2 separate regions of the Homo sapiens genome follow, and region 1 is linked to region 2. The links are chromatin contacts, found by Hi-C or POLR2A ChIA-PET in ENCODE. All regions are on one chromosome and are shown on one strand. The core of a region is the stretch at or near the end of the contact, and the rest is flanking DNA. Distances in the headings are between cores, read along the strand shown.

Region 1 (4,773 bases), core at 1,016-3,515, 170 kb before region 2:
GCTGCAGATATCTGAAGGGCTGCCACATAGAAGAGTCTCATCCTCTGTGAAAGCTACAGGGAGAAAGGTTTTGGCCCCAGGTTTACAACGATACCTTCTGAAATATTTGGGATGTAGTGAGTTCACTATCATCAGAGGTAATCAAGCATGGGATGGGCTGGATGCGGTGGCTCATGCCCATAATCCCAGCACCTTGGGAGGCTGAGGTGGGTGGATGACCTGAGGTCAGGAGTTCGACCAGCCTGGCCAACATGGTGAAACCTTGTCTCTACTAAAAATACAAAAAATTAGCTGGGCATGGTGGTGGGTGCCTGTAATTCCAGCTACTTGAGAGGCTGAGGCAGGAGAATCGCTTGAACCCAGGAGGCAGAGGTTGCAGTGAGCTGAGATCACACCATTGCACTCCAGCCTGGGCAACAAGAGTGAAACTCTGTCTCAAAGAAAGGAAGAAAGGAAGAAAGAAGGAAGGAAAGAAGGAAAGAAGGAAGGAAGGCAGGAAGGCAGTGGAGAGTATGGAGTAAATGCCTTCTGCCATTCCTCTGCCCAGAGTTCCTGACTGTCCCTTGGCTGCTCTGGATGTGGCTCCCAGGGCAGCCCTAAGGAGAGGTTTAGATTGCATCTCTCTCCAAGCCCAGATCTTCTCAATAGGCTCAGCTTTGCATGTTCCCTCAGGTACGGTGGGAGGAACACAAAGTTAGAACCAGAATTAGGAGACCTGGGTTTGGATCCTGGCTTAGCCCCTTACAGCTGCCTGACCTGGGGCAAGACATTTGCCTTCTCTGTGAAAGGGGATCACATCAGTCCTTCCCCTGTAGGTGAGGTAGTGAGTAGGAAAGCACTTTGTTAAGGAGAGAGGGTACAGACACTGGTTATTAACAGGTGCAGTCAACTTCAGGGAGCCTGGCCTTCCACACACTGTCTGAGAAAACTTCACCCAGTGGTGGTGACCCAGGATCTGTGCCATGCCAGGTATTTTAGAGAATGAAATAGGTTTTGGCCCTAGGTTTGTCCAGAGCTCTCTGAAATATGTTATCAAATGAGTTTCCTGACAGTAGCAATGAGTAAAAGAATCCTCTGCCCTCAAGGCTAGTTGAGTGTAGGAGGCAGAAAGAGTTTGGGACAGGTGTTGAGAAGGGAGGGATCCAGGAAGCCTTCGTGGGGAAAGTGACATTTGAGTTGGGCCTAGACAGAGGCTTCATTATGCAGGAAAAGGAGCAGGCAAAGGTTACAGCAGAAGCAAAGAAGCAACTTGTTTAAAGGGGTGGGGTAAGGAGTTCCTGGGAGGCTGTTTTACATTCCCTTCATTTCTCAAATGAAGATGAGGTCCAGAGATGGGAAGTGGGTTTCCTAGCAGGGATAGGGTAAGCAAAGGTTAGAACCAATGCCCAGCACCTCACCTGGGGCTGTTTTCACCACGCCTCAAGGGTGCGTCTCTACTCGGAAGCCATTTCTCCTGGTTCTGCCTCCTGCCAGGCTGTTCTGTCTTAAGGAGGAAAAGGAGGGAGCAAAAGTTGTATTTACCAAAGGAGCTGGTTGGGCAGGTCTCCTTTCCGAGGTCAAAGTCAAGGCCAAGGTTGGCCTAGCTGGCTTCTGGGGGGCGGAGCCAGGCCTTGGCTGGCCACCAGGTCAGTGGGGGGTGTGGGGGATGGGAGGTCGGGGAGGCTTTTGGTTGGGAGGGAGTGATCACTGGTGGGGACTGAGGTTTTTCCAAGGCATTGCCCCTGTGAACAGTGGGCTGAAAAGATTACAGCCCACACATTCTTTCTCAGCAGATTAGGGCCATGGGAGATTATGGAATACACAGGAGGCTGTAGGAGGCCTGCAAATTTCCCATTTGGGGCAATTAATTTGATGGATTGTAAAACAGCTCACTGCTTCCTCTCCGCCTTCCCTGGGCTGGGTTGGGCTGGGCAGTAAGACTGGCTGGAGAATGTGGCTGGAAATGCCCTTGCCGGTGTTCTGCAGTACCTGCTTGGACCACCTTGTTAAAACCTTCTCTGGGCAGGGGCTCGGCCTGCCCCTTTCCTGCCTCCCTTCCTGGTACAAGGAAGATCATATAGTAGGTGCTACATAAAGCTATGCAGAGCTGATACTTATCTGATTGGGGCCTTTCCAGGATGTTGGTAGAGGTGGGGCTCATGGTGGAAGCTCTGGTTTATAGATGGGGAAGCTGAGCCCCAGCGGTGAAGTCACCTGCCCAAGGTTACTCAGGTTGTTGGTGACAGCTGGGACTCCAGCCAGGTTTCTCTACTCCTGGGCCAGGGCGTCTTCTCCCCACTTGTGTGCTCAAAGTGAAAGTGAAATAAATAGTGAGCAATTTTTATGGTTTCTCTCCCCTGACTTCCTCCTTGCCTCCAGCCAGTCAGTAGGGTCCCCACTTTGGTGACTGTGGGCAAGGTGTGACATGGTTCTGCTGGCATCTCCCCAGCAGCTTTGCAGCATTCCCAGGAGGGCTCTGGTGGGGCTGCACTTTTCTTATGTACTCAAAATGTGTCTGGGCTCATTCGATGCCTCCCTTCTCCATGGGGTCTTGCACCTGTGATTTGTAACAGATTCTTGTGATTAGTCCTTTCTCTGGTGCCTCCTAAAGACCCCACTGTCACCAACTCATATCTGCAGCGGTGCAGATGGTTCCGACTGGTTTTCTTGCCTCCATCCTGTTCTCCCTACAGGGGCCCAAATACCTCATCCTGATATGCTTCCTGATGAGGGCCTTCAGAGGTGTCCTGACTTGGGCTTCTCTTCCTGTGTCTGTGTCCTGTTAAAGCACACCATTCCCCTCTGGCCTGAACACACTCCACAACATCATAAGCTGTAGCACTCTCTTGCTTCTTTGTCTTTGCTTTTGTAGGAATGCCCCCTTCCATCCAGGTAATTCCTATGCATCCTTTAAGACTCAGGCATTACCTGGGAAGCCATCTGTGGCCACCCGCCATCAAGGGTTTGTGATATCCCTCCATTTGTGCTTTCATTCATTTAGTTAGCAGTGCTTTCATTCATTTGTTATGTACTGAGAAGCTTTTCTGAGCCTGACAGTGTTGTACTGAGGAGTACAGTAGTGAACAAAAGGAGGGTGCCTGTGGGCATGGAGCTTGCATGCTAGCATCCTCTCTTGCCACATATCACCTTAGTCTGTGTAATGTCTCTCTGTCTCTCCCTCATTAGCCTGTGAATTATCTTTATGTTTGATTGATTCACATATCTGTCCCCAGCACTCAGCACAGTATTAAGTAACAAGCACAGTGTTTCTTCAAGCAAGAAAACTTAAAATGTTAATGCGGAATGAACGGATGGATAAGTGGTTCCGCCTTCCCTGCCCCTCTTAGGCTGTCTAGCTGTTGTGTGTGGCTGTCCCCACCCCCACCCCAAGAGCTCTCTTGCCCCTTGCACTCTTGGCACTGCATTTGCTGCTCACGTGACTGTCCTGCTTCATGTTACACCTTTTTGTGTCTACATCTCTCTCACATTGTTGTAAATTTCTTCAAGGCAGGGTCCATTCTAGTTCAGTTTTGTGTATCTGGAATTTCTATACTTGATATTAGCCAAAAGGTTGAGAAGCAAGTGTACTTGGAATTTCTGCCTGTCCTCACATTCAGTAAAATGAACAGCAATTCACAAAGCAATGTGTAAAGAAATCAAAATGTAAGGACACAACTAGGTGCCTAGGAGTGGGTTGGTTTATTCATAAACGTGTAGTGGGCACCTGCATGCCAACCCTGGGCCAGGTGCTGGGCATTCTTAGATGAATGAGGCAGAGGCATCTGCCTCAAGGGCTTCTGAAGGCTTCCTTCCTTGAGGAAGAAGAACATGCAGACAGGGTGAGGAGGTGCCCAGCCCGCTGGCACCCAAGACACTTATGGTATAGGATATCCGGATCCTTCCTTTTGATGAAAGAAGATGCCATCACAGAGTTAAGGGGGCTGTCAGGCCTCAATTTTAATCCCACTTCTGTTGCTTGCCAGCTGTGTGACCTTGGACAAGTGAGTCAACTTTTCTGAGCTTCAGTTTCCACATCTATAGTCAGTAGCTAGTAAGAACATCTACCTTGTAGGGTCATTCATTCCTTTATTAAATGAATATTTATTGAGTGCCTACTTGGAGCCAGGCATTGTTCTAAATGCTGGGATGGGATAGTGAACAAAATCAATAAAGGTCTCTGCCCTCATGGAGCTTACGTATTAGCAGGAGAGAAAGAGAGCAAACGAAATGGTTAAAATATATAGTATCAGAGGATGGTAAGTGCTATGGAGAAAAATGAGCAGGAAAAGGAGACAGGAGGCCTGGGTGTGAGAGTGGAATGGTCAGAAGAGGCCTCTTTGTGGAGATGACATTTGGGTAGAGATCTGATCAAGCCATGTAGGGGCAGGACATGCCATGACGAGGAAACAGCAAGGAGGCCAGAGTGGATGGAGCTCAGGGAGTAGGAGTTGAGACTGGAGAGGTGCAGGCCCTTGACTTGAGCTTTCACCCTGAGTCAGCAGAGAATTCACTGGACGGCTTTGAACAATGGAAGGCTTTGAACAGAGGAGTGGCATGATCTGACTTTTGCTTTAGAATAAGGATAATTATTCTAAATATTTATTCTAAATATTCTAATTATTCTAAGTACTTATTCTAAATATTTTAATTATTTAGGATAATATTCTAAAATATACTTATTCTAAAGAAAAGTCAGATCATGCCATTCCTCTGTTAAATTATGGTTGTTGTACGTAGAATAGACTGATTAAAGATAATGTAGGTAGCATGTTTAACACAGTACCTGGTATGAAA
Region 2 (4,729 bases), core at 1,122-3,621:
ATTGGTCTGGGTTGCAGCCTGGACATAAGGGTTTTAGGAAGCACATTTTCCCCTATCCCTCTTCCCCCAGTGATCTAATGTGCAGCCAGGACTAAGAATCCTCAACTGAGAGAGCACAGTTGCAGAGGGCCAACAACAGAACACTGAGGACCCCTAGCCTAAGGGTCAGGCAAAAGCTAAGTCACCTGAAGGAGATGAAGAGAAGATGGGGGAGGAAAACTGGAGGTTTTGTTGGGGAGAGTTTCAACTGGAAGGAGTCCAGTCAGCAGTGCACGGTGCTGCAGGTAAGGACTTCCACCTGGGCGTGGTGCCTTCTTTCCTTTTTTTTTTTTTTTTTTTTTTTTCCCCTACCAAAAGCAGACACTTGAGATGTGGTACCTTTCAAGGAGGCTGGGCACCCCTGAAGGAAAGTCCAGAACCTCACGGGTCTTTTGCTCAGTAACAGAAACCCTTTTTCCACTGAGCTGCTTGATGGGCTTAGATGGGCAAACCTGAATTACCATGCTTAACAGAGCTACAGGGTCAAAGTTAGCTCAGGACGCAGAGTAAAAGGAGGGGTTGAAATCAGTAAGACGGCATGGCCAGTGAGAAACTCTTTGTGGCAGGGGCACAGAAAAAACTTTCAAAAGCTGGGTGACTGATATGCAGTGATAAGTTGTCAGTTATGAAATGTCTCCGCATAACTGCTCCAGCAGCCTGTAAACCATGTTATTCTGCTACACACAACGGCCTGAATTTGAGAGTTGGGAGTGGGGTGTGCACCAGAGACCTAAAGGATGAGAAGTTAACAGGGAAATGAGAGGTGGGTGGGGAGGGCATAGGACTTTCCCTGGGATGCAAGATGGGGATTTGAGCCATTCTTATCTAAGGGGAAGGGAGACATCAGGTCTGTAGAGGAGAACAGCTCATTGGCTTTAGAGGTCACTGAGCACACAGTGAGAGGAATTTCATTCCAGTAGGGCAAGCAGATCTCAATGGGCTAGAAAGTGAATAAAAGTGAAGAATTGAAGGCAGAAGACAGAACAGAAAATGCTGTCAATCTTTAAGTGAGCAAAGTGTCTCAGTCTCTGATTATCCTCTTGTATTTTAAAAGGTCTGCCTCTTATAGTCCCAGATTTTTTTTTTCTTAAAGATATATTTGTAGTCTCTTACAGTTAGTCATAAATAGATCTAGGTGCTGAATAAAGGAACTCCTCCATTTTCCATTTGAAAATATATGAGATAGATATCTCTGCTTTGCATATCATCAAGACTGCTAATCTCATTAGACTGAGCACATTAAGACATTGGGAGGAAGGTTATTTGAACTGCAATATGATCCTGTATTTTTGGCTTTAAACCAACAGGGAAGTATTTCTAATTGGAGATACAAATTTCACATTAAACTTTTTTAGGATATGGTTTGTGGGAGACAGACTGACACACTCTTAGAATCTCACTGTATTTTAAGAGCTTGTTTTGAAATTTTAGGCTTTCATTTTCCCACCCTGACCTCCCAGTGTTTAAAGTAATGCATACTTGTAAAATAGAAATGTTGGGGTGAGGGATAGAGTTAGGATCAGGAGACTCAAACACTACAATAAGGAACAGAGTAGAAAATGGAAGTCCTGTGTGATTGATCTGGAAGTTAGGGTGAGGAACATCTGCTGAGTAAAGTATAATAATTTGTTGCAAAAAATGATATTGCATCTCCACATGACCATTTCTGTAATGGCTGTATCAGAATATCCTGTTTAGTGCCTGTTCAGTGACAGGGAGTCCCTGTGGCCACAGAGCATGGTATAAGGAGACCTTGAGCCCAGTTTTTGGGTAAGACCGGAGGTTAGGGGGCCAGCAAATGGATCTGCTGTTAGGGGCAAAGCTGCTCTGGAAGCACCCACTTGCTCGCATGGGGTCTATACCTCAACCACAGTACCACCTCCTCCTGTGTCCCTCCTCCATAGTTACCTTGTTTTGACCCCTAGAGCCAGGGCTCACCATTGCACTGGTACCTTGGGGTCATTCCAGAATGGCAGACTATGTGTAAATGGAGGGTACAGGTTAGAGGATGAGCTTAGGGATTTGAGGTGCAGCTAGTGGGGCAGTGGGGAGGTGAGGGTGGACTCTGACCTTCCAGGCACTGTAGGCAGGCAAGGGGAGTGAGCTGCAGAGCCAGGCAGGAAGGGCGTATGGGTGGGAGCACAGCTCTGAAATGCTTTGCATAGTTTGCATTTTGCTTCTGGCAGAATGAACAATGGTTAGTCAAGTCCTGAACTCCCCAGGGGAAGCCTCCAGCCTGGTTTCTGCCACCGCTACCACCTCTGTTTTGAGGATTCAGGCACTGCCCCGTCTCAGAGGCACATTTGTGTCTAACTTTGGGAGATCGATAGCAAACCCTGCCACCTAGTGGCAGGCCGACTCACTTGGCAGGCACGACAAGTAGGTTGAAGAGATCTTAAAATTATCTACTGTAATGGCAAAGATAGCTTTATTTGAATGACAACTATTTCAAATCCTCACAGCAATTTTCTAAGTGGTTCTTACTATCCCCATTTTGTAATAAGGAAGGTGAGACTTAGAGGGCCTGGATGATACTTGCCTGAGGTCATATAGCTAAAGTGATTAAATGAGTTGAGTTTTAAAACAATTAGAACAGTTTCTCAAACCTTACAGAGCACTAGAATCTCCTGGAGGGCTTGTTAAGACACTGATGCCTGGGCACCATCCCCAGAGTTTCTGATTAGGTAGGTCTGAGGTGGGGCTGATAACCAGCATTTTAAAAATATATCTTATTTTTAATTGACAATAATTATATGTATGGGGTAGATGTGATGTTTTAATATATGTATACATTATGAAATGATTACATCAAACCAATTGACATTCATCACCTTACCTGCTTATCCTTTTTGGTGGTAAGAACATTTAATATCTACTTTTAGTAATTTTGAAATATACATTATTATTAACCATTGTCACCATGCTGTGCAGTAGGTCACCAGAACTTATTCCTCCTAACTGAAACTTTGCATCCTTTGACCAACAGCTCTTCTTCCATCTCTCCTCTCCCTCCCAAAACCTCTGGTAACTACCTCTCTACTCTGTTCTTCTATGAGTTTGACCTTTTTAGATCCCACATATAAGTGAGGTCATACACGGTATTTGTCTTTCCATGCCTGGCTTATTTCATTAATGTGCATTTCTAACAAGTCCCCAGGTGGTGCTGATGCTGGTGGCACACAGGCCACACTTTGAGTAGTGTTGGCTTGGAACAATGTCTGGCACAATATCAGCACCAAATAAATGTTAGATAAAATTGATAGGTGAAGGCAGAGTCAGAATTGACCTCAAGCCTGTCTGACTCTAAAACTTGTTCTCTTTTTACAACATCATGCTGCCTCTCAGGCTTAGTAAAATTCCATACTTTGTCCCTTGCTTAATTTTTTTTCCTTCTCAGAAAATAAGTTGGAGGCTGGGTGCGGTGGCTCATGCCTGTAATCCCAGCACTTTGGTAGGCTGAGGGGGGCAGATCACTTGAGGCCAGGAGTTCAAGACCAGCCTGGCCAACATGGTGAAACCCCGTCTCTACTAAAAATACAAAAATTAGCCAGGCGTGGTGGTGCACACCTATAGTCCCAGCTACTCAGGAGGCTGAGGCAGGAGAATCCCTTGAACTCGGGAGGCGGAGGTTGCAGTGAGCCAAGATTGCACCGCTGCACTCCAGCCTGGGCAAAACAGCGAGACTCCAGAAGAAAATAAGATGGCGGCCAGGCATGGTGGCTCACTCCTGTAATCCCAACACTTTGGGAGGCCGAGGCGGTCAGATCACAAGGTCAGGAGATCGAGACCATCCTGGCTAACACAGTGAAACCCTGTCTCTACTAAAAATACAAAAAATTAGCCGGGTGTGGTGGCACACGCCTGTAGTCCCAGCTACTCAGGAGGCTGAGGCAGGAGAATCACTTGAACCCAGGAGGCGAAGGTTGCAGTGAGCAGAGATTGCACCACTGCACTCCAGCCTGGGCAAAAGAGCAAGACTCTGTCTCAAAAAAGAAAAAAAAGAGAGAAAAAAAAAAGAAAGAAAATAAGATGGCTAGTTGGTGTTAGTTTTTGAAGTCATATCCAGTTTTGTGTGCTGGAGTGTTTATTGAAGGGCTAATTACGCACAGGACTTTCTTAGACTGTGGACAATACCACGGTGTGAAACACAGTTCCTGTCTTTCAAGAATTTTTCACCTTGGCCTGGGAAAACATGTCTTGGAAGTATGAAAAGATCACATCAATATAGGACCTTGGAAAAGTTACAGGCAGTGTGATGACGAGGTCAAACAGAGTTGGATCACTGAGGGCTGTGGCACTACAGAAGGTCCACGTGGGGGAAGGCATGAGCCAGCATCCTAGAGAATGAGTAAGACTTGGGTAAATAGAGCAAGGGGAGACCATCCAGGCAGGGGGAGGGAAGAACAGTGTTATAAGAGTAAGAAGGGCAGGAAGGGTACACACGTTAGTGAAGGACCTTCTGTGTATCAGATGTGGGGGTTGCATTTCCTAACCTGTCTCATTGATTCCTCAGAAGAGCCTTATGAGGCAGGTAATACTATCCTCCTGTTACAAGTAAGGAAACGGAAGGTCAGAGCAGTCAGGTGAGCTGCCTAGGGTCACAAAGCCAGCAAGTGTCAAGCTTGGCTTCAAACCCAGGTTAGACTCCTTTTTCCTTTTTCCGTTGCAAGATGTTGCTAAGGTGTGGAGG

What was found. Hi-C counts contacts between places; a loop is a spot of excess contacts on that map. ChIA-PET counts read pairs that join two places held with the same protein, here RNA polymerase II (POLR2A). Pooled maps may share reads with other maps.
Region 1: a loop to region 2 is called in a pooled map, with 3 times the contacts of the local background. The contact joins two enhancer-like sites. A Hi-C loop is called at or near these places in 7 of 50 pooled maps. POLR2A ChIA-PET finds 5 or more read pairs at or near these places in 2 of 52 experiments (activated T-cell and endothelial cell of umbilical vein).

The regions. Positions count from the first base shown.
Region 1 is chr11:16,984,128-16,988,900 of GRCh38, reverse strand. The region is part of intron 3 of PLEKHA7 (pleckstrin homology domain containing A7); the gene reads left to right. Among named protein-coding and RNA genes, the nearest start is that of PLEKHA7, 28 kb to the left of the region's middle. RefSeq lists an enhancer at 1,997-2,446. Within about 2 kb of position 2,265, at least 17 of the 41 ENCODE cell types and tissues checked have a DNase peak (open chromatin) inside an H3K27ac peak, as active enhancers do.
Region 2 is chr11:16,818,118-16,822,846 of GRCh38, reverse strand. All of the region lies in intron 10 of PLEKHA7 (pleckstrin homology domain containing A7), which reads left to right. Among named protein-coding and RNA genes, the nearest start is that of C11orf58, 82 kb to the right of the region's middle. Within about 2 kb of position 2,371, at least 5 of the 41 ENCODE cell types and tissues checked have a DNase peak (open chromatin) inside an H3K27ac peak, as active enhancers do.